5 separate regions of the Homo sapiens genome follow, and all the other regions are linked to region 3. Evidence: chromatin loops called from intact Hi-C (ENCODE). Cell type or tissue: PC-3. All regions are shown on one strand.

Region 1 (5,000 bases), 74 kb before region 3:
TACTTCAAACATGTATGCAAATTATTTAGAGTAAATGAACTTCACAGAGCAACAAAACAGTAACAAATCAAGCTGTCAGCATTTGTTTAATCACCTCGCCGCATTTTGTTTTTGAGAAACAGCAACACTGGGATTGAAAGGGGATGAGGAGTGTGTCATTTCCATTTAAACTCAGGCCTCCCAAATACGTTTTACCTAGCAGCCTCAAGGCTCAGGGTGATGGATGCTCCTGAAAGGCACCCAGCACCAGTACTGGAAAGGACTGTGGCTGCACTTTGAAAAGGGAAGGATAAGAGATCCGAATAATAAGTGGCATTTGAGAGGCCTTTTAATAAGTAGGGGAAACTGTAGGTGAGAAGGTAGGAGAGGCAGCTGAGCGTGACAGCCCTGAGCAGAGTTCAAAGTTTCCTTGTCATGGTGCTATTGATTTCCTGGGGACTTGCTCCAAGTTTCAATCTCTCTCCGCATACAAGGAGTGAGAGGATGCAGACATCCCCAGAGGATGACAAAGCCCTGTGTCTTCTCTACCTCTTCTATCACCAAACCTGCAGGACTCCTGTGGACCCAAACAGGACAGCATCCCTAGCACAGAGCAGGCGCCCACCAAAGGTTAATTTTATCTTTCCCACCTATATGCAGAACTATTCAAGAGTCAACTGGCACCCAGCACAAATCCAATTATTTTTTTCAAAATGACTTTTTACAGAAACCTTTCTCAAGGAACAAACCAAGAATGAATTAATTTAAAGAGATTTGTTAAGCTGTAAAGCATTGAATTCAAAAGCCAGTTAATTACTGGTTCCATGTAACTTTTTTTGATTAATTTTATTTTTAAGCTCACTACTTGGTCTCAATTAAGGTGGTGATATTTTAATTATCTTAATTGTTTCTGAACTTGTTTTTCAGTTCAACGAGTTATTTTTTAATTAGCTACATTGATTTTAAAATCCTGAATCAAGCCTTTGCACTCTTCTTGAGCACATCCTATAGGCTAATTGGCAAAGGGTCATGACACCTAGCACAGCAGAGCTTGATACCACCTCAGAGATGCTCAGATGAGAAGAAGGTTCCATTTTGTGGGGTGGCCCAAAGGGTTCCTCACCTGGGGGAAATCACACACATTTGTGTTTATTCAATTAATATTTACAGAGTATCATTCAGCGTGAAGAATCTTTCTGCAGGCTAAAGGTGAATACAAAGAGGTGAGCAAAAAGATGTTCTTCCAGCTCTCCAGGGGTTCACCGTTGAACATAGGAGACAGGTGAGACAGGTAAGGTACCTAATTCAGCCTTTCAGGGGGTCAGGTGAGACTTCCTGGACAGACTGACATCTATGGAAAAGTAGGTTTAAACCAGATAATAGGATGAGGAAGAACACTCCAGATAACAGGAAGTTGTCTTTCCAGGGGTAAGAAAGTTTGTGGCAGGCTTAAGGAATTCAAGTGTTTCATGAGGCTGGCAGCAGTTGGAGCAAGCCGGTGAGTAAAAAGGCTGGAGAAGAGGCTGAGCCTGGTCCTGAAGGGCCTTGGAGCCACAGGGACCATGCTGGGGAGCCAGGGCCTTTGAGTTCCACAGTGCCTTCAACCCAGCATGCAAGAACCTGTGACCAGACTAAAGTCGGGGGAGAGGGGCAGGAAGAGGGAACCCTAAATATGCATTTTATGTAGAAAGTGGCACTTAGTAAGAACAGACACACTACATATATTCTCGTCCGCCAAATGACAGAGGACATCAGGGCTGAAAGGCCCAGTGGTCAACTCTTAGAACCCCTTTTCTCCTGCCAGGAACCTCCTTCCTCCCTCTCCCCAGGAACACCAAGCCACACAGGATTCCGGGAGGCACAAGATACCTGTTGAGACCAGTAAGCAAAAGATTAATCTAAAACAGCAGCTTGAACTCCTGGCCCACTCTGGTGAGTTCCAGAATCTTCCTCAGGCCAGAGGCCACTCGATTTGCAAAAAGTCCACCAGTTAAAGATGCCTTGTTGTCTCGCTGTTGCTTTTAAGACTGCTCTCTGCCTGAGTCATGCGATCCCAAGGTTCACGTGAAGAGCAGACACTCCCAGTGATTCATTAGGAGTGACTTAATGGACGACTGACAAAGAAATTACACCAAACTGTGAAAACCTCGTCAAGCTATGAGCAGGAACATTTATTGCAGCTTGTCTGTCCCCATGGTAACCCGTGCATGCATCTTGCCTCCCTTGTCTCCAGAGAGGCTTGTTCACCAGCTGACGACAGAGCCTCTCAGAATATAAAATAGAAGATTCTGCCCATAGGATTTTTGCTGTAACCAGAGAAGAATGGCAGCTTGGAAAGCCTCCTCACAATTCTTTCCTTTCATATTCAAGGGGCTGGCCAAGTTCTCCGAGGCCAAACAAAGGGCCTATTAGACATGTGCCTGGATAGGGCAGAGAGCAGAGTGGCATAAAGGTTGGACTCATGCATTTAAGGATTGGGGAATTGGTGGGGAGGGACACAGGACAGACAGAGACAAAGAGGCAGAGGAGAGAAAGATGAGTCTGACCAAAGATAGCCCTCCTGGGAAGAGACCTTTTCTTTCCCCTTTAAACTGAGGTCCTGGGGACTTCTTTCTGTGTCAAAGATAAAAGCATCTTCTCTGTTACATTATTTGTGTATGTGTGTGTGTGAGGTGGGGGAGAGGGTTATAAATTGATAACAGCCTTTTTTGGGGGTCAATTTTTTGGTTGTGCCCTTAAATGATAACAATTGTTAAATGTAGGTAGATGGGTGTATAGCAGTTTATAGTATCCTCTCAACATTTTGGTATACATAAAAATTATAACAAGAGAAAAGGGAAAAAAGAAACATCCTATGACCCAGCAAGTGAACATATTAGGCAAAAATGTTCATCTTAATAATCTGTAATAAGGGAAAATTATAACACTTTGAATGTCCATCTGTGTTAGTCTGCTCGGGCAGCCATAATGAAAGTACCACAGACTGGTGGCTTAAACAACAGAAATTTATTTTCTCACAGTGCTGGGGACTAGAAGTCTGAGATCAGGGTGCCAGTAAGGTGAGGTTCTAGGAGGGCCCTCTTCCTGGCTTGCAGCCAGCCAGCTTTTTGCTACGTCCTTACATGGTCTTTCCTCGATGCAAGCACTTGGAGAGACAGAGAGCCAGCCCTCTCTCGTGTCTCTTCTTATAGGACACTTATCCTATCAGCTCAGGGCTCCACTCTTTGGACCTCTTTTAACCTTAATTACTTTCTTAGAGGCCCCCTCTCCAAATACAGACATCCTAGGAATTGGAGCTTCAACGTGGGAATTTGAGGGGGATAAAAACATTCAATCCAGAACACCAACTGTAGGGAAATGGTTTAGTTAATAACATAATACATTTTTTAAACATCATGCAACTATTTTACAGAAACTAGTAGATCTATATTTGGTAACATAGGTAGATATTTATGATAAATTAAGTGAAAAGGCAAGTTGAAGATGAGAAAACCAATTTGAAACGGTAAAGTAACTTCCCAGCACCATAAAGCCTTAATGGCAAAGCCAGTACTCAGAACCAGACCTGCCTTCTTCCAAAAGAAGCGCCTTTCCCTTCCCTACCCTTCCTCTCCGGACAGCCACAGCCTCTGCCCCACTCACAGACCAGGGCCCTCAGTTTCTCCTGATTGCCCTCTATCTCATATCCTGTCTGCAGCAAGGAGACAATGACAAGCCATGACCATGGCCAGGGTCCAGAGCAGGTGTCCAGCCCTGGGTGATCTTGGCATGTGTCTCTGAGATGAAGGAGTTAAGGACTACCCACTACTGAGAGTGTCTGGGAATTGCTTGGCCCCTCTGCTCACATGCAAAGCAAGACATTATGAGCAACCACTGATAAGCCCAACATGGTAATTTACATGTCCTGATCATTAGAAAAGAAGGCGTTAAGAGGGGTCTGCCAGAGCAGCTGTGGAAATGTGTGTCATAAAATCAACAACCACAAAATTTTATTAGCCTGGGCAGCCAAGCCTCCCTTCTCAAAGCTATCATCTCACATTTTCCCTGCTCCCCAGCTGCTCTGACAAGGACCCTCACTCAGCATTTCCATCAAGAAATTGATTTCCCTTTGAAAGTGTGATGGGAGTGGAAAGAGGAAGTAGAAGGAAAGGGGGAATTAAATAGAAAGGAAGGGGAGGGAGAACATTACATACTCTGTCACCCAATTAGGGGGCTGACATGGAGACAATGACAACGACCAACTATAGAATAATGTACTATTATCCTAATTCAACAATAAAGAAACTGATACAGAGATCAGATCATTCTTAATTTACCAACTGGTAACTGACAGAGAAATGTTAAGCCTGTTTGTGGTCACACAGCCAGTGAGCCTGGATTTTAATCTTGGCGAGTCTCACACCAAGGCTGATACTTGAAGCCACTAAGCCACTAATGAAAATAACTTCTGATGGGGATAAAGGTGATGATTAAAGTGTCAAGCAGCAATGTATCACACCCCTCTGTCCACCTTCCCCAAGATTCATGTTACCCAGAAGACCTCATAAAAAAAGACTTCCTGTGAAAAAAAAAGATTGAGCTATCAGAAATCAAAGCCAAATTGCTGGCTATCTTAATAAGCTTGTATTACTTTTATAATGAATACAAAAGTGCGAGCTGCTTTTAAAGGCAATGCTGCTGTCCTGTGAACTTAACTCCCTCTGACTTAAGAAACAATAGTGACCAGGTGAACTGACTGTGGTTCCTTCCGTGAGGGGTTTCTGTGAAGTGTGCGTATGTTCCACACTGCTAATGGGGAGATGCATGAAGCCCAGCGCAGCATGGGACAGGGCAGTGTAGGCAACAGGAGCTGAGAATGGCCTGGCCTCTAAGTAGAGAAAAAGATATCATCCACAGAGAAGTCTTCACCTTCTCATCCATCACAATGGCCAGAATTTATTAAAATGCTATAATAGTAAAGGTATTTGGGTTCTATTTCATTATAATTGACATAAATTATTCATAAGACATTTATGAACAAA
Region 2 (5,000 bases), 72 kb after region 3:
TACTTTGCACACATGCGTATCACATTTTAATAAAGGTTTGAGAAATAAGTGAAACAGAAACAGGCTATTCTGATGTCTTGATATGATTGACATGGGCCACTGCTTAGTTGTAAATAAAGAAATACTCTGAGCCAGAAAAAGGTATTTCCAGGGAAACCTTCATATGGCAGAACGGACAGGTTTCCTAATACCAGGTGAACTGCTGAAGGCGTACATCCCACAGTTAGGGAGAAGCGGGGCCCTTGTCTAGTCTCAACCCTGACAGGTCTGGAAAGCCAGAAAGGCACAAGGGAAGCCTAGTACTGGCACAAGTAGTAATTAACATATTGATCGCTTACTAAGTGCTGGTATCTTTCCAAGTGCATAAAACATCTCAATTGATGTAATCCTCATTACTCTCTCTTTTATTTTTCAAGTGAAGTAACTAAGCACAGAGGAATTTGGGGGTTGGCCTGAGGACACACAGCTGGTAAAAGCCAGAGCCTAGATTCACCTGGTAGTCTTGATCCAGAACCCACATGCTTAACAGCACAATTGACCACCTCCCTGAACTACCTGGTGATCTATAGAATAGGAAATCCATCCATCTGCCTCAGCAGAAGCATGCATGCCAGCCCAGAAAAGAGCAGACAGACACTGGAGGAGCAGAGCCACCAGGGATGGGCACCAACCACATGACAGGCAACAGGCTAAGCAAGCTCTCTGTCCCAAATTTGATTTAATTCTCACAACAGTCCTCTAATCTAGCTATGATTACTGGCCCTATTTGAAAGATGAAAAACGTGAGGCTCAAAAGAGTTAACTTTACACAGCCAGGGAGGGGCACAGGCAGGTTGCAAGTGTGTAATTCCTTCACCTGAAAGGTCAGTAAGATCTCCCAGGTCCTACAAACCAGAATCAGAACAGGCCCTGACATCATGGTGTTTCCATGGCAACTCCAGGAGGCCACCACAACTGAGGTCAGGTATGGGCAAAGGAGTTCACACCTATAAGACTGCTTTATATGTCCAGGCTAGAACCAAATGCAGCAAATAACGGAGCTCCCTTGAGCAAGGAGAGGGGTAAGCTGAGCTATGAGAACTCCATGCAAATGAAAGCTGATGGGAGGCTTGGACATGCCCTGCCTGGAGTGGTGGAGAGGACCTCTGTTTTATCTGTCCCACAGGCTTCCCCCTTCTTCCAAGCAAACCATTTACGTAAGGTCCAGGCATGGCTGACCACACCCCCAGCCAGGCTGGCCACTGTGAGCTCACACTCCTTGCCACAGCAATGCATCAAGGAATGGATGCATGACCTTCACAGCTTGGTAAAAACCCTTCCTGTTTGCATGTGGATGCCAGAGAGAAAGGGTTCTCTCTCCACATGGCCCTATTAGGAAGAGGCTGGCTTGGAACTGCCAGAGAAGATCTTCCCAGTCATGTGATAAAAGCATCTCTGAGAATAAATCCAATGTGCCAAAGGAGCTGCAGCCAAGAGAGAGGAGAAAGCGAGTGCAAGCCTGGATGCAGCCATGCCTGAAGTCCAACAAAGAACTTTCAAATTACAGGGAACAATAACTCGGCTTTGTATGTAAGCCAGCCTGAACTAAATTTCATTCATGTGTAACCATGAGAATCCTAACACAGTAGAGGTCTCTGGATGAGGGATGAGGAAGGAATATTTTCCAAAGCAAGAAACTGCAGACTAAAGGGGGTGAAGCTGAACAGTCTTAATTACCCCTGAGGAGAGTTTCGAATGGGAACTACCCTAAGCTAAACCCCTAAAAGTGTTGCTCAGCATCCAGAAAAGGAAGGAGCTTGGTTTCATAGGAAAACCCTATGCTGTCCATTCACTGGTGTAGTTAAAAAAAAAAAAAAAAAAAAAAAAAAAAAAAAAAAAAAAAAAAAAGTTGGAGGAGCCAGACCAAAATGCTGGGGCAGCTACCATGGGTGTGGATGTGATCTGAAAAGATGGAGTCACCCATCACCTTCCAGAGAAAACAATTGTTAGAACGAAGCCCTTCCCAGGACAGAACTAGTGCATAGCCAGCTAGTCTTCTGCACATGAATCTCTACAGCGTAATGCACTGACGCATCTTTAAGATTTTCCTTTGATTTTCATTCCATACAGGATTCAGCCACTGAGAAAGAACAAAATGGTATTTTACTACCTGTAGATACACATCCTAACTTTTAAATTCGTATATTCAGATAGGAAGGGAGTTGGCAATAAGAGGTAATTAAACCCATAAATCCACTGATTTATCACTGGACAAACACGAAACTGGCACCATGACAGTAAACTCTTTGCAGGCCACATTTCCCTCAGAGTCGCTGCTGCAAACACGGCGGAAAATCCTGATTTGGAGTAAGAAATAATTTCATTTTAATCTTGTTTATCTTCTTGTAATCTTGTTTATTACTAGGGTCACTAGTAATCCCCTGTGACCAGTACCCATCTGGCACATTCTTTTAAGAAAACTGTGGCCACTGCTGTTTCATTCAATTCTGCAGTTGGTTTGTTGAATTTTTTTTTTTTTTTTTTTTTTTTTTTTTTTTGATGCACATTGTAGGCCATTGGGTATTGGGCTTATTTCTTTAAATAAATCTAATAAACGAACACACAGCACCATTTATTTCAGGAATATTTTGAAAGCACAAATAAGACTTTGGCAGCTTTTATTAGAGCACATGAAATGCTGTCTCCAGGGGAGTTCACAGAGCCCAACAAATTAGTTTAATCTCAAGTGGACCATGATGAAGGAAAGTGATCCACCAAAGCAATATGCAATTAGTACTAATATTCTGCAATTCTGTAGCTTGCATCATCTGAGCATTTTAGGATGGACTACATGCTTTAATAAATTCTGACAATGCCCTCTAGAGCTTCAAATCTCAAACTTTAGCCTGCATCAGAATCACAGAGGAAGTGAAAAAAAAGAGGCAGATCCCTGGGACTTACCCACAGAAATTCTGATTCAGGAAACCTGTCATGGGGCTCTGAAATCCCACCTTGCCCCTCCCCAGTGTGAGTGTGCTCCTGGTATGAATCATGAATACTACCATAAAGAAAGGTAATACCACTTTCCCTATACACAGACAAGAGCTCGGAATAAGCAGAAGCTTGACACTTGCTGTAGGGCAGCGCCATCCAATAAAACTTTCAACGATGCACCGGGCGTGGTGGCTCACGCCTGTAATCCCAGCACTTTGGGAGGCCGAGGCGGGTGGATCATGAGGTCAGGAGATCGAGACCATCCTCGCTAACACGGTGAAACCCCGTCTCTACTAAAAATACAAAAAAATTAGCCGGGCGTGGTGGCATGCGCCTGTAGTCCCAGCTACTCGGGAGGCTGAGGCAGGAGAATGGCATGAACCCGGGAGGCGGAGCTTGCAGTGAGCCGAGATAGCACTGCACTCCAGCCTGGGTGACAGAGCGACACTCCATCTCAAAAAGTGGTGCTGGAAATGGTCCCTATTCTGCACTGCCCAAAACAGTAGCCACTGGGCTAATGACCTCTTGAAATATCACTAGTATGACTGAGGAATTGAGCATTTAATCTTATTTAATTTCAATGAATTTAAATTTAAATGGCCACATATGTCTTTTGGCTTCTTTATCGAACCATATGGTACTAGATGAAACAGCAGCATCTAAGAAAAAATAATTGAGAGTTAGCTGTACTAGATCATATTTATTTCCATCATGAGAAAAACTACAGCAATTTCCTATATTAATAGATACAGGCAAAATGGCTTGGATTGAGTACATACTGTGCATTATAAGTCTCTCAAAAACCCTGTATTAGTTACGTTTTATAGGTGAAGAGACTGAGATCCAAGAAGCTAAGTGATCTGCCCAAGGATGCAGGGCTGGCCAGGACACAGTCAAGAGTTGAACACAAGTCCTACAATTCCAACACCCATGCTGTCTCCATCACAACACACTGCCTCCATGTAGATGAGCTCAACTGAAAACACAAAGGCCAAGGCCGTGGAAGTTGTCACCTCCCTTATCTCAAACTGACATTTTCCATTATTTTCCACATATCAGCTGGCATTCCTACCCAGGGTTCTATACATAAATAAAGACAGCATCCCACAGAGAAGGGAAGATGTTCCAGGACCAGGATTTGACCCTATTGCTTCTCCTACTTTCCATCTCTCCCCTCTGGTTCACTCTGCTCCAGTCACTCTGATCTGCTGCTGCAGCAACGTTTCAGGCACATTCTTGCCTCAGGGCCTTTGCACTTGCTGTTTTCTTATCTGAAATATTTTTCCTTCAGATATCCACATAGCTTACTACCTCTTTCTTGAGATCTCTGCCCAGCTGCCCTTTACAAATGAATCCTTCCTTCACTAGCTATTAAAAGAAGACCAAACTCCTCTTTCCACCCCCATGATCTCCTACTTCTGGCACTGCCCTTCTCCCTTTATTTTTCTCTGTAGGATTCATCACTCATTTATTGCCTGTCTTCCTCTACTCCCTCTAGGACATCAGCTGCATGAGGGCAGGTATTTCATTCTGGTCACTGATGCATCCCAGCACTTGACCCACGGGAGATACTGCACAAATACCCTGAATAAATACCTAGATATACAACCAAAGTTCACCTGCATGGCTGCAATACAGCTGTTTTTTGTTCTTTATGCTTTTCTGTACTTCCCCAACATTCTACAATAAACTATGTCCCCTGCAGTCACAAATCGACATGCCTTTCACATAATGCTACTCAGTGGTCACTGTGTTGCTCTAAATGTCACTGCCTCCATGAAAGCTCACTTTATATCTACCCTACTTGCCACTGTTCCTCCTTAGAGCTCTACCACCAGCAGCACAGAGCTAATATTCCCTGGAAACAGAGATGAGCATGTCTATGTTTCATCAAAACTGTTGGATCGAAGAGCTCACCACAGGGCCAGCCAATGAACAATTCTCCACTTATTTCATTTAAGAAAAATACAACTTTATCACTTCTGACAATTTTACAATTGCAATGAAGGCTGAGAATTAAAGGACCC
Region 3 (5,000 bases):
TGAGTCCTATAGTAGCTAGTCAGATTCTTCCCCTACATTTAAGGTGTACAACAAGCACAGGTGGTCCCAAACCTGCCCAAGGAGGAGCTCCTTCTCATCAGACCACCATACCAGACAATACCACCAAAGGTAACTAGCTGCCAGGTACCTGGGCAGAGGCGGCATGGTGATATGAAAGAAAATCATCAACAAGGAAAAAAGCAGTGCCCAGGCTGGCTCCAAGCAGGCTGAAGTGGGACAGACAAAATGCAGGGTCCCCACCAAGGCACTCCTTTGTTGTAAGACCTGCAAGGGGGAACCTTAAGGAGGCATATGAGAAGAAACCTGTTTTATACAAAGCTCTCTTCCCTAGGATCTCACCTGGAATCTCTCCAAATAGATGACGGCTGCCAAATCTGCACACAGGAAATGCTAGCATCACCCTCTTAATTTGTCTAGTAGCCTTTTACACAAATACACTGTGTTCTTTGTGTGAACCTGAATTAATGATGCTAAGATGACAAAAATCACTCATTTAAAATTATTTGCAGAGTGGTAAGTAAGCAGGATTCTGGCAGTGGGTGTCAAAAGATCCTTTCATTAAATGTTAACTCTTCCTTGTGAGAGGTGGAGTTCAGTGGAGGCAGAGGGATTGGAAAAAGTAAGAGTATCCCAACACTTAGCAGGTCCTGCCCTGGGGAAAGCCAGACATCTCCGCTGCTAGAATGGGCCTAATGAGCCAGGAATTGGCATTGCTGCAAATATGTTTCTTTATAAAAGGGGATTCATTATTCCAGGACTCGCATTTCTGAATTCATGAAGGTAAAATTACAGCAATTAAGAATCATGCCTTTTTTTCTCCAAATGAATAGAAGCTCAAAATACCACCAAACAAAACTCCAGGTCAAATTTCATGAGAAAGTATACCTTATTGCCAGAAAACACACAGATGTGTGAAGAAACAATAACTGGCATAGTGCCTTTGCCCAATGTTCTAGAGCTCATCATGATCAAAGTATTCACTGAACATATGTCTGTCCAGGCTGTGTTGAGTGCTTAGGAAGCTGAGGTCTTGGCCCTGGCTGGGCCCCTAGTCTACTTCACTGAAGATAACCTAGGTGGCTATTTTTCCTGGAGAGACATGATGATTTTATAGGGCCTCCATGGTGTCTTTTAGAGCTGCTTTGCCTCCTTAGAGTGAGCAGGTCCTGAAGAAGTAATTAGAAAATGTGAACCTTTCTAGAGCCATGGCCTTCAGGATTCTCTTGATCTAGTCTCTAAGCCCTGGGCAACCCATCCAGTACTCCATCTGCCCCAGAAGTAGATTCTGAAAGAATAGCCCAGGGTATCTAGACACCATGCCCTCCATCTAGTGGGGGTCAGTTGCATCTCCTGACCCAGGAGGGTGGTGTTTCTAGATAGAGCAACAAGAACCCATGTTTCAGAGGGAGGAAGATGGGGAGCACAGAGACAGAGCAGTGCAGAACAAAATCAAATGACCTCAAAATCATGTCCTCCACATCCCATATTGACAACTCCTCATTTCCAAAAGCACCATTTTGGTTAAATCTGTGGAAAAAGAAAACAACCTTCTCTCATTTTGGGGGGCATGTACATAACTAATCCTTTCACTTGAGTCGCCCTGCCTGGCAGTGCCCCCCAGGATGCATTTTGAGTCACTCTCTATAGCACCTGGCTGTGAAGCCATGAATGGATCATCATTTTCTAAGTATTATCACACGCAAGGAACTGTACTTTACATGGATTTAGATTACTTAATCCTCAAAGAGCCCTGTGAGGTTGTTTGTATTTTACCCCACTTTATAGAGGAACAAACCACATCACATAGGATGTAATAATTTGGCCCACATCACCCAGGTCTGACTCCTGAGTCTAGTCTCCTAACCACTATGAACTCCACTGCCCTCTAGTGTAATTGTTGGGTTTCTCTAAACAGTGAGGACACTAAGGACAAGGACTGAGTCACAGTCATCTGTTTCGTCAGCACCTTAGATAGGAATCACTGCTCAGCAGGCACTGAGCAAATGGTCACTAAGAGGCTGTGTCAGCGAATAGGTAGGTGAGTGAGTGAATAAGTGAAGGTTGCTAGTCTCCATACTGAATCCTCAGCCTTTCTCGGGCACACACATGGTTCCAGAGCAGAAAATGTTAACATTCTAAAGAAAGTCTAGTGAAAAAGTCCCCCAACTTTTATTAAGATGTGTGACTTTATATCCATGTTTTCAAAGCATCTTTGCAATTATTCTTAGAATCACTCATTTAACACTCCAGCACAGTAAGCCAACAGCCACAGAAACGTGGCCAGCAGAAATATATCTGCTTAAATAGGTGTGTCTCACTTTGAGAAAAACTGGAATATAAAAACCCAAATATCTATGTAGAAACATAAATGGGGGAGGCATTCCAATTTTAAAAGGATTCACAAGTTTCCTCTAAATAGCCTGTTGCCTTGGAAATTTCCATTTTAAATGTCTGATTTTGGCACCTTCCAAAAATTCCATCTTTTAAATGTCTGTCCATCCTAAGGTAAATGACCAATGAGTTATAGTTACTAAGAAAAGCACATGGCTTCATGTTATAAAAGTCCAGGCCCATTTCAGAAACTGCCATGTGCATCCAGCTGCAAAAAAGCACTCGAAGAGACAGCACTCCTAACCCCCCTAAAATGAAAATTATTACAAGGCAATATATATGACACACAGAGGTCTTGTTTCAAGGAATCTGTCCCAACAAAGCAAATAAAAAATTCAACAGATCTATATGTTATGAGGGTGGTTGCCTCATCTCCGGGTGTCGAAAACAGCATGAAATTCCTAATAACCGAGACCTTTACACAACATCTTCGATGAGATATTTTCAGTTTCAGTCAATGACTGAGATGACAATAGATTCCAATTTTAGGAACTTAACTGTATTATTACAGCCATGAGGGTCCAAATATCAGAACCATTCATTATGATATGTGTTTAGACTGTAACTAAGTTCATTTTCTTGGCATGAATATTCATTATTTTTCTTTAATTGTTAAAATAAAAGTAAGTGTGAATGTCAATCTTCTCTTCCAAGAAAATTAGCATCTGAAATATTTCTGTGGAGAAACAAGGCAATAATGAAAATGATGAATGAATACTTCTCCTTCTGGGAATGTACACAACCAGTTATTCCTCCCACAGCATCTCAGGGAAGCAGCGCCCACCCTCCACAGGGCTCAGGCACTGGGTTTGTTTCTGTCTGATGAGAAAGCCTTGATCAGACTCCATCTGAAAAGGTCTTCCTGGTATCTGGCTTCTTTAACACACCAATTGTCATGCTTTTATTACTATTCCCATCACAGAGGACAGCATGAAGCCTCGAGTTTTCTTGTTTTATTTAAGGTACTCAAAACTCTGGCTTTTATCATGTCACATACATACGCCATCAGGAGAGAGGACAAAGCAGCTGCAGAGTATCAAGGGATCTAAAAACACACAGGCTGCCTGGGCAAATCCAGAGTACACTAAGAAGATCTGTTTAAGTGCTTCTATTTGATTCCCGCCCCCACTTCAGAGTAGGTGGGGGGAACCTCTCTTTGGGTAAGGCCAAGCAAAATACTCTCAGGGGCTCTGTCACCAAACAGTTCAGTTTCAGTATCAGAGCTTAAGTGGGAACAAAGGCTAACACCAGTAGCTAATAAGAGCATTTAGTAAATTTGTACATTTGCTTTCTGTGTATACATAGATCATCAGGGATAATTATCTATAGGTTTAAATAAGACCCTCAATTAAAGCATTACCTCTCCTGGATAATCAGACTCTTAAAAGAAGAGCACAGATTTAATACAACTATAAGAGGGAGACCCCCTTCACATATCTGTCAAGTGGTTAGCCAACATTTGTTTGGCCTCTACTGAAAAAGAAAAAAAGACAATGAAATTCTAAAAACAGGTGCTTGAAAACAGCAAGCACATCATTTATGTGTGGGTTTAATCACTTTCATGAAGACAGACATCCTAGGTAAGTCAAATTCATTCAACACAAATTAATTGAGCACCTACTGTGCTCCATGTACTCCTTTTGACACTAGGTCTGGAATGTGCTTTCTCAAAGGGGGCCACACTGTCCCTCAAGGGAGTGAAAACTGGTTTTTGAGGGATGAAAACAAAATCTTACACTTCTTTTTACATATAAAGCACAGATAGACAAATAGCATCTAAACAGATACACAGTATATTGGTGGCTTTAAATTTCAGAAAGGGGAGAGGCAATTAGGAAAAAAAAATTTAAGTCTTCTTAGGGAAGTGATAATGAAAAAAACTGTTGAGACACGCTGATCTAGAATGGCAAAACTCCCTACTCTTACGGAGCTAATAGTCTACCAGTGACATACAGATGATAAACAAGTATCCATGCTATGGCAAAAATAAAGCAGGGAAAGGAGATAACAACTGGGCAGGAAGAGACTGAGGATGGAGACAGGAACAGACCACCATTTCCATCAATTAATTTGTCACTTTTCTCCCAATCATGATATGAGAAAAATGAACTTTTGATGACAAATTAAAGGGGTAGCCCCTATAATCCAAGGCAGCCCTGTACATAATGTGCTATAACATGAAAAAAAAAAAAAGTAAAAAGCATGACAATGAAACAACAGGTGTAGCTATGGGGGATTGTCTGTTCTCTACGTATTAAAAACAGCATGAAATTCCTAATAACTCAGCTTTTGAAATATCATCTTAGATGACACATTTTCAGCACTTCATTTGTGCCCTTTATTTTCCTCTTTCCTCACAATTGACTACGTAGTTGGCTGTCTTAATTCCAGGGACCATCCATCTGAGACTAATGATTCACCATTTGGGGCCTGCTTAATGACTCCCAATGTTATCTCCACATTTGTGAGACCCAGGTTTCAACACATATTTTCAACAATGAGATGAAATTATTCTCATTTTATCACATGTTGATAAAATAATGAGCAAAAACATGTTCTAAATGTTCAAAAAATTGCTCAAACATGTA
Region 4 (5,000 bases), 420 kb before region 3:
AAAACCTCAAACTATAAATTCCTAGAAGAAAACCCAGGAAAAACTATTCTGGACACTGGCTTAAGCAAATAATTTATTATTAGGACCTCAAATTCAATTTTAGGGTAACTTCATTTACTTGGTTTTTTTTCCTTTTAGACTTCCTTTTTAAATGAACTGTAAAGGTAATATTTATTATAGAGATAGTTAGTAATGACAAAGAAGTACAACAGCACAGAAAATACGGATAATCCTAATGCCAGAAATGGTGAGGCAAAGAATTTTGTCATTTTTGGTCATAATTTGGTCAAGGTTTTTTTTTCTTCTATGATTTTTTTCTTCATTTTGAAATGTATTACTCACAGTCCCAGCAAAAGTACAGGATATACTTAAGTTGAGTAACTTGAAGAGAATTTAGTAAACTTACTATTTATAAGAGAGTGGATGGAATATAAGGAAACCACAAGAGATAGTGCAGCACCTAGGGTTTGGTATTAGTGGGGATGACATTGCCACCTGGAGCTTGAGTGGGAGAAGACAATGGTCAGAACCCAAAACAGAGAGAACTGTGTAGGGACCACCTCCTGACAGCAAGAGGAGGTAGTGCAACATCACTGGGAGGAGAATACATGCCTCAGCCTCACTCTTCCCCTTCCCTACCAGTGGCTTCCTCTGGCCAAATACATCAGAAACCAGCAATCAAGGCTGCAGCCCATTTATGCAGCCTACACCCCTGGGCATAGGACAGGGTCAGGGAGTGTAAAGAGTCCAACTAGAGGGGCAAACAGAAGATATCCAGCCCAAACTGCCCAAACACACTTTGCTTTCATTGTATGATATTCGAACATTAAAGATAAAGCAACCTCTCCCCTACAAAGAGGTAAGCATTGTTTTACGTTTAGTGTATGTCTTCCAGACATTTTCCTAGTTTGTTACCTGTATAATATATGTCCTCATAATAGGTGCAATTTTGTTCTGCCTGTGTGGGCATGTGTTTTGTAAACAGTGTGATACAATACGTATTGTTAAAGAACTTGCTTTTTTACTCAACAATTTGTCTTGGACTCTTTTCACATCAGCATGTAGAGACCTGACATTATTTTAATCCCCTGTGTGGCATTCCACAGTGTGGTTGATAGGAGGGCTGTTCTCCAATGTCCTAGTTCTCTCTCTCTCTCTCTCTCTCTCTCTCTCTCTCTCTCTCTCTGGGCACATAGTAGGATGGGAGCATCCCACTCTACTAAACTCAGGTTGCCAGTATGATTGCCTTTGGTCAAGGAGATATAAACCCATGTCCCATATGTCACTCCCAGGCAAAAGCTTTAAGAGCTGACACATGCTTCATCTTTCTCTTTTCACTTGCTGTTGAGACTAGTGGTGTTCTCGACCAGCACTGCCTAGTAAAAAATATAATCTAAGCTGTTATCTAATTTTAAATATTCCGTAAGTCACATTTAAAAAAAGTTAAACACAGGCAAAATTAATTTTAATAATGTATTTCATTTACCCAGTATACCCAAACTATTATCATTTCAACATGCAATCAACACGAAAAACTATTAAATAAATATTTTACACTTTTATACTCAGCCTTTAAAATCCGGTATATAACTTACACTTACAGTGTTTATCAATTCAGACTAGACACATTTCAAGGGCTCAATAGCTCCATGTGGCTAGTAGCTACCATGTGGGACAGTGCAGTTCTGTCTGCATCTTAAGGATGATGGAGCTGAGCCCCAGCTGAAATGTGTTGAGTTACTTTTACTCACACTACAGTGTGAGAAATTTTTTATTGCTTTTTTTAAGGCATCGTGACTTGGATGTTGTTTGCTCCCACAGAATCACCTGATCTGTCCAAACACACATATCGTAATTCATTTAATCATTTCAATATGGGTGGACAAGCAAGTTGTTTCCAATTTTTCACTGTTATAACAAGATGTTGGTGAATATCTTTATGCACATTTTTGTGCTCAGATGGAACTTTTTATATCATAGGCATTTATATATTTTTTTACTTTAACAAATTTAAAAGGCTGTCCAACGTGTTTCAAATTTTCACTTCTATTAGAAATATGTGAAAGTACCCATTTTCCCCATATCCTTACCATTACCTGATATCATCTAATTTTTTATTTCAAATACTTTTTCTATTTGTTTTTATTTACATCTCTTATAGTTGATATAATATACAGCCCATTCTTCTAACATCGTATTTTTATATAATTAAAATTTTCTTGAAACTTTGTTTTTAAATGGCAGCATCAACATGTGGCATAGATATAGCAAGTCAATTTAACCATTTCCCTAGTTTCTTGGATATTCACATTGAGATTACTTCCAAACTTTATTATACATATCACCATAATGAACATCTTTTGTGCAAACAACATTTTATACATTTCACTTAATTTTCCTATGATAAGTTCTAAAAGTGTAGTTACTGGCTTGAAAGGCCCATACACATTTATAGTTCTTGGTATTTGCTAGCAGATTCTTTTTTCTTGCTAGAAAATTTGTATCGATTACAGTCCTTTAGGGAAATTTCAGGTTTTTATATGACATAAATTGAACATTTGCCATTTACAGATGCTTTTAGATACATTCTTGCATCTAATGCTTACAAGGGTTCCATAAGGTGAGCAAAAGGAAAATGACCTGCCAGGGTCACAGCGTAGGTGAGAAGCAATGCTGACATTTGAACTCAGCTTCAGACAACAAATTCAGGTTTGTTTGTTTGTTTTGCTGAATACTTCAATTGCTTCCTTAACATTGACCATGGAAAAATAGGCTTCTTCTTGATCCCCATTTCAGCCACAACTTGTGGCCCCAAGTAACTCATTAGTTTGGGTCTTCAAGGAGAGAGAACTAATATTACCAATGGCTTATTTCTGTAAAAATCCTCCTCCGTGCTTGAAAATAGGAATGTCACTCTATAATTTCAAGATGCCAGGTGAGGGCACTGCTGGCCCATAATTTGTTTCAGAAACAAAACAGAAATGGTCTCAAGAGGAGGCTAACAATTTTTTATATGGTTTCCCTCAGAGAGACACCTTCCACTGAAGGAATATTAAACTGGTGTCTGGCATAGAGAACTGTTTTCCAGTGGGACTCACTGGGGTTCTCTATTTGGCGGATTTATCCACACAGACCAACTTGTTTCAAAATGAAAAGGGAGCCATAATAAAGTAAGATGTTAAGCTGTTTTAGGTGGAAACCACTGCAGATATTTTCTAGTATAGTTCTCACTACTGCAGACAACAATAAAATGCAAATGGGGAAATAGAGCGAAATGCAAAATTTCCTTTTAGAGTTTAATAGAGTTGAGCCTATCAGAAAAGATTAGAAACAACTTCTCAACATTTTTACATTTTGTTCTTTGGATGATGTTGATATATTATAGTTTTAGCTGAAAGGAGAATGTTTGTGTTCTCTGAAGTCATCTATCCCTTGTTGTGATCTGAGCTTCTTTCTTGTCTGGACCATGGCCATAGTGTTCTGATCAGGGTTCCTTCCCCCATTGTCACATCTCCATACCCAACTCACCCTCACTCTGCATACTACATTCTGTATGAACTTTCTAAGGTAAAAGTTGGATCCTTTCACATCCCTTCTCAAAGCTCACCAGTGGTTCACCACCCTCTAGAAGATAAAAGCCTTCACATACCTTATACTACCTTCAAAATGAAGCTTCTACCCACTTTCCAGCTTCATATTATGCCATGCTTCCTGCATCCCCTCGTAATACTGTGCTCCAGTCACACTGAACTTCTTGCCTTCTGCTGTGGTCTGAATATGTCCCCACAAATTCACATGTAGGAAAATTAATCCCCAATGCAACAGTGTTGGGAGGTGGGACCTAATTGGTGGTGTTTAGATATGAGGGCAGAGCCCTCATGAATAATTAATGCCACCATAAGAAGCTCTTAAAGAAGTAAATTCACTCTCTTTTGATCTTCTGCTATGTGAGAACGCAATGTTCCTCCCCTTCAGCAGACACGGCAACAAGGTATGAGTTTGGTGCAAAAGTAATTGTGGTTTTTGTCCTTTCTTCCAATGGCAAAAACTGCAATCACTTTTGCAGCAACCTAATACCATCTTGGAACCAGAGACTGAACCTGCCAATGGCATGATCTTGGACTTCCTAGTCTCTAGAATTGTAAGAAATATACTTCTGTCATTTATAAAATATCCAGTCTCAAATATTCTGCTATAGCAGCACAAAATGAACTAAGATGCCTTCCCCCAAATGTGCTCTGCTCTTTAATATCACCAAAGTTTTATACCTACTCTTTTTTCTGCATAAGAGTTTATTCATTATTTTACTCAACCTACCAATCCCTCTCACTCTTTAAAACCCAGCTAGCAGGTCACCTTTCTAGGATATTTTTTCCCAAATCTCCAGATATAATCACTTGTATCAGTCAAGGTTCTCCAAAGAAACAGAACCAATAGGACACACACACACACACACACACGCACACACACATGCACACACACAGATACAGATAATAGATATCAATATGTGAGAGGGGGCCAGATGCCATGGCTCACTCTGTAATTCCAGCAGTTTAGGAGGCCGAGGTGGGTTGGATCACTTGAGCTCAGGAGTTTGAGACCAGCATGGGCAACATGGCAAAACCCCATATTTACAAAAACATGCAAAAATTAGGCAGGCATGGTGGCATGTGCCCATAGTCCCAGCTACTTGGGAGGCTGAGGTGGGAGGATCACTTGAACCTGATCCTGTGGAGGTTACAGTAAGCCAAGATGGCACCACTGCACTCCAGCCTAGGCAACAGAGCCAGACCATGTCTCAAAAATTTATATCTATCTATCTATCTATCTATCTATCTATCTATCTATCTATCTATGGGTATTTATTATGGGAATTGGCTTACATAATTTTGGAGGCTAAGCAGTCCCACAGTTTTTGATCTGCAAGCTGGAAAATCAGGGAAGCCAGCAGCCTGGCTCAGTCCAAGTCTGAAGGCCGAAGAACTGGGAGAGCTGAATGT
Region 5 (5,000 bases), 130 kb before region 3:
TTGAGGACAAGGCTATGTCCAGCCATCTCCACACCCCTCACCTCACAGCCAGGCATGGGGACCCAGCAGGCACCTTTGCTGGCTGAAGTTAATGGAAGGGCAGAATTCGGTCGAGCTTGATTGTGATGTAAAGTTGTATCCCTGAAGTATGAAATACCTCTCAAATATCCCACAATCCCAAGCTTCAGGAGGAAAAAGGGTCATGGCACAAACAGAATGGGCAGATTCTGTAAAAGGAAAATCTCTTTGTTCCCCTGGGTTTTTCAAGCAAGGGGCTTTGACAAGATACAACTTGATTCTCCTGAGACGCTCAGGCACCTGCAGTCATGAAGTGTTTTCTCTTTCTTTCAGTATTCTCTGGCTCAGTTTCAAATTCCAGTCTAAAGCCCTCTCCTCCCCACCCCCATCTCTTTACATACTAATTCAGCCATGGAACTGAGCCAGGACCCAGGAAAAAAAGGTAGCACAAGAGAAATGAAAATGGGGCCACAGGATCCTCTGTGTTCAATGGCCAGGAGGCAAAGGGGAGCTGAGGAGGATGAAGACACGAGCATAGGAGAGTTGGCTAAAGAGGGTGCAAAGATGTGTGTCACAAATCAGCCAGTTTCTGCACAAGCATGGGGACTCTGCTTTCAATCTGGGCAGCCAGTAGGTCATTTCTCCTATCCTCCCAAGGACTATCTCTTCCCTGCTCCATCCCACCCTTCCACCAACATTTACTGAGCACCTACTAGCTGCTAAGCACAGTAGTAGGTGCTGTGAATATAAAGTAAAGGCTCTAGCAAAACACACCCAAGCCAGGATAAGAAGACAACCCCAAGGGTTATGCTAGCCAAATAAAACCCTCGCTGTAGATGAAGCTGAGACACTATCCTTCATCATGATATCAATGCCAGGCAGCATTCCCTGGGATGTATTTGGAGAAGGCCTGTGTTCATGTCTACTGAGAGTGGTGCCCACTGGCAGCCTTTACATTTATGTTTTGGTTTCTAGGTAAGGACAAATAAAAATAACAGTTCCCTTGACAGCCACATTTAATTTAATTGCCACTCCCCTTGGCTCTCAGGCTCTCAGAGCCTCCCACAGCTTCAGCAGTTCAAATTTCCTCACTGTCAGTCTGTTGGAGGATCACAGACTGGCCCTCCCCTTCAAACAGAGAGCGCCTCCAGGCAGGGGAGCTTGAATTATTCATCTCAGGCATTCCCAGAGCTGGGCACAAAGCCTGGAACCAAGGTACACAGAGGACACTGGATGGTGAATTGAAGTTTATTAGCCCCTCTTTCCAGGACTGAAAACTCTTTGCATATGGGAGCTCATCTGCTCTTACAGATTCTTTATAATATTTACTCATGAAGCTATTTCATCCACCAAGACTAGAAAGAATCCCCAAAGTGCTCAATTATGTCAGTTCCTTATAAACACGATAAACTCACATTTCCATTATTTTCCCGTCAAGTCCCTCAGTGGGCGACAGAGACCTTCCTGATCTGGCCCCTGCTCACCTCTCCAGCCCTATCTACCCCCATACTCCCTGCCACTCCATCCACCTTCCAATACCCAAGTGTCCATTAAGTAATTTCTCTGTGTCAGGCATTGTACAAGATTCTGAGGATAAAGCAGTAAGCCACAAACAAACATGGTTTGTATTCCATGTTCATAGTTTACTGGAGTATACAGACATTAAATAATCTTACAAATACAAAATTAATCTATAACTATGGCAAATGCTAAGAAAAAAAAGATACATGGTGCTGTTGAGATGTGTAACGAGAGGCCCTGAGCTGGTTCGCCCTCAGGGAAGGCATTCCTGAGGAAGCGACCGAGGGGCTGAGATTTACAGGAGGAAGAGTGTGCCACAAGTGTGTGAAGGGGAGGGCAGGGTGTCCAAGGCTGGCCCCACTTGGCGCTTCTGCCAGAGGCCCTTCTTGACACTTCTCTTATGTAACTCTGTCATTACCTCCTCAAGAGGCCCTCCCTGATACCCAGGTGAGGTCAGACGTTCTCTTACTGTGTGCCCACCTGATACACACCCACTTTTCTCAAACCATTCAATACATCTCCCCTTCTGAACTGGGAATTCCATGAGGACAGAGACGTTGCCTAGTACATTTTTGTATATCCTGTGCCTAGAGAGGAACAAGCACCCAGTCCTTTCCTGATGAATAGGAGAAAAGATCAATCGATGAATGGATGGATGGATGAGCACAGTGCCTCTTTCCAGCACTCACACTTGCACACATCAGTGTTTGGGCAACTGTAGTAGTCCATTTGCTGTTGCTGAAACTGGGTAATTTATAAAGGAAAGGAATTTACTTCTCACAGTCACGGAGGCTGAGAAGTCCTGGGTTGAGGGGGCTTATCTGCTGTGAGCCTTTTTGCCGGTGGGGGCTCTGTCTAGGGTATCGCATGGCCAAGGGCCTGAGCACATTAATGGGTCAGCTCAAGTCTCTCTTCCTCTTCTTATAAAGCCACTAGTTCCCCTCCCATGATGACTCATTAATCCATTAACCCATTAAAACATTAACCCATTAAAATATTCATTAGGGCAGAGTCTTGATGATCCAGTCACCTCTTAAAGGCCCCACCTCTCAATATCTGCCACATTGGGGATTAAGTTTCAATATGTGTTTTAGAGGGGACATTCAAATCATAGCAGCAGTTATCAGGATTTCTGTATTAACCATCATGATCCTGTGCTCTCTTTGTCTCCCTGAGATCCTGAAAGAGCAATTAGAAGAGGCTAGCATCCTCACTGGGGGCTGAAGAAGGGCAGGGTCTCTCTCAGCCCTGGAGAGATTCTGGACTAAAATAAATCCAATGGTCCATCCAGCAGCTTTCCTGGCACATTATGAGAACTATAGCACTTTAATCATTTAATTTTTTATTCACAGTGTTTACTGAGAATCTACCATATGCTAGGCCCCATTCTAGAAATTCAGACGGAAATAAGATAGACATGGACTCTGCCTTTATGGAGCATACAGTCTTGAGTAGCAAGTGAAATAAGAGATTTCAGATGCAGGTAATTGGTATGAAGAAAGCAGAGCAATAGGCCAGAAAGTAATGAGGGGAAGACAGCTCTGTTGTGTGGTGGTCAGAGAGGGTCTCTCTGAGGAGATAACCTTCCAGCTAAGATGGGGATGCGGAGAAGGAGCCAGTCCCATGACAGTCTAGGGAAACAGCATGCAGGCAGAGGGAACGGGATGTTCAAAACGCTGATATGAAACGAGCTCAGCACATTGGAAGCAGAAAAGCCACCCAAGTGACTGGAGCAGAGTCATGATGAGAAAAACATGGTAAGACAGAGGTCAGATCATAGAGAACCTGGGGGAGCAGGGTGAGGACACCACTTGTAAGTGAGGGGAAAGGAATAGGCTGTTTCAATGATCACTCAGCTGCTCTGTGAAGAACAGACTACAGGCAAACACTGATGGAAACAGAGACCAGTAATGAGACCATGCAATGTCCCTGGGGCTCTCACCAGTGTTTAAGGAGTAGCAATGGGGATAAGTGGCCAAAATCAGGATATAGTTTAGAGTGAAGAAGACAAGGCTTGCTAAGGATTGGTTGAACAAAATGAGAGAAAATCAACAAAGATGACTCCAGAGATTTGGCCTGAGTCACTGGGCACAGAATAGAGTCATTAGCAGATTGGGGGAAACACTGGGGCCCAAGGAAAATCAGGAGCTCTGTTTTGGACACATTGAATGTGAGATGCCAACCAGACATCAGGGTGGATGGTTCAAGTAGGCCACTCAAAAGCTACTCTACATATGCACCATGCTATTCCTATTCACCACTATTAAACCAGGAGAGTTTAGTACTTCATAAAATTCAAGTACAGGCAAACTTCAGAAGTATTGTGGGTTCATTCCCAGACAACCACAATAAAGCAAATATTACAATAAAGTGAGTTACTCAAATTTTTTGGCTTCCTGGTACATATAAAAGTTATGTTTATACTATAGTATAGTCTATTAAGGATGCAATAGCACTAGGTCTAAAAATAATGTACATGCCTTGATTTAAAAATATTTTACTACTAAAAAATGCTAACCATCACCTGAGCCTTCAGAAAGTCATGACCTTTTTGCTGGTGGAGGGTCTTGCCCTGATATTGATGACTGCTGACTGATAAGGGTGGTGGCTGCTGAAGATTAAGGTGGCTGTAATTCCTGAAAATAAGACAATAAAGTTTGCTGAATTGATGGACTCTTCCTTTCACAAAAATTTCTCAGTAGCAATGTGATGCTACTTGATAGCATTTTAATTTCCTCCAATAACTTTTCATTTGCACTTACAACTTGGCTTGGCACAAGAGGCCTGGCTTTGGCCTATCTCATCTTTCAATATGCCTTTGTCGCTAAGCACGATCATTTCTAACTTTTGATTTAAAGTGACAGACATGTCACTCTTCCTTTCGCCTGAACACTTAGAGGCCACTACAGTGTTATTAATTAGCTTAATTTCAATATTGTTGTGTCATAAGGAACAGGGATGCCCATGGAGAGGGAGAGAGACAAGGGAACGGCTGGTTAGTGGAGCAGTCAGAACACATACCAGATTTATCAATTAATTTCATCATCTTATGTTGGAGTGGTTTATGATGCCCCAGAACAATTTCAATAACAACATAAAAAATCAGTGATCCCAGATCACCATAACAAATATAATAATAATTTGTAAAGTTTGAAATATTGCAAGAATTACCAAAATGTGACACAGGGACATGAAGTGAGCACCCATTGTTGAAAAATTGGTACCAACAGACTTGTTTAATGTGGGTCTGCCACAAACCTCCAATTTGTAAAAAAAACCTTAGTATCTGCAAAGCACAATAAAAGAACATTCATTAAAATGACGTATGCCTTTATTAACCAAAGACCAAAACTGTTTGGGCTCAGCTAAGTCTAGGTTCAGATTCTATTTCTGTCATTGATGGTTGTGTTATCTTAGGCAAGGAACAACCTTTTTGTGAGTGTTGGTTACCTCTTCTGTAA

The links. Peaks named below come from ENCODE experiments on the same cell type or tissue, not always from the same donor. Only the 100,000 strongest peaks of a DNase experiment are listed, where the experiment ranks them.
Region 1: it touches region 3 in a loop (6-fold over the local background); 9 of 110 quality-filtered maps call a loop at or near these places.
Region 2: a loop joins it to region 3, with 4 times the contacts of the local background. A loop is called at or near these places in 2 of 110 quality-filtered maps.
Region 4: a loop joins it to region 3, with 6 times the contacts of the local background. A loop is called at or near these places in 42 of 110 quality-filtered maps.
Region 5: it touches region 3 in a loop (3-fold over the local background); 4 of 110 quality-filtered maps call a loop at or near these places.

Annotation. Positions count from the first base shown.
Region 1 is chr5:137,144,452-137,149,451 of GRCh38, forward strand. The region is part of intron 3 of SPOCK1 (SPARC (osteonectin), cwcv and kazal like domains proteoglycan 1); the gene reads right to left. Among named protein-coding and RNA genes, the nearest start is that of SPOCK1, 350 kb to the right of the region's middle. RefSeq lists an enhancer at 1,013-2,212. In PC-3, no CTCF peak of the experiment used is centred here; a DNase peak (open chromatin) is centred at 2,090; H3K27ac peaks cover 1,081 bases.
Region 2 is chr5:137,290,585-137,295,584 of GRCh38, forward strand. All of the region lies in intron 2 of SPOCK1 (SPARC (osteonectin), cwcv and kazal like domains proteoglycan 1), which reads right to left. Among named protein-coding and RNA genes, the nearest start is that of SPOCK1, 210 kb to the right of the region's middle. In PC-3, no CTCF peak of the experiment used is centred here; DNase peaks (open chromatin) are centred at 2,097 and 2,987; H3K4me3 peaks cover 469 bases; H3K27ac peaks cover 3,214 bases.
Region 3 is chr5:137,218,717-137,223,716 of GRCh38, forward strand. The region is part of intron 3 of SPOCK1 (SPARC (osteonectin), cwcv and kazal like domains proteoglycan 1); the gene reads right to left. Among named protein-coding and RNA genes, the nearest start is that of SPOCK1, 280 kb to the right of the region's middle. RefSeq lists a silencer at 1,882-2,031. In PC-3, a CTCF peak has its summit at 1,905 (motif pointing left); DNase peaks (open chromatin) are centred at 375 and 1,965; H3K4me3 peaks cover 395 bases; H3K27ac peaks cover 1,711 bases.
Region 4 is chr5:136,799,633-136,804,632 of GRCh38, forward strand. No RefSeq gene overlaps it. Among named protein-coding and RNA genes, the nearest start is that of CTB-1I21.1, 67 kb to the left of the region's middle. In PC-3, CTCF peaks have their summits at 517 (motif pointing left) and 2,938 (motif pointing right); no DNase peak of the experiment used is centred here.
Region 5 is chr5:137,090,535-137,095,534 of GRCh38, forward strand. All of the region lies in intron 5 of SPOCK1 (SPARC (osteonectin), cwcv and kazal like domains proteoglycan 1), which reads right to left. Among named protein-coding and RNA genes, the nearest start is that of CTB-1I21.1, 360 kb to the left of the region's middle. In PC-3, no CTCF peak of the experiment used is centred here; no DNase peak of the experiment used is centred here.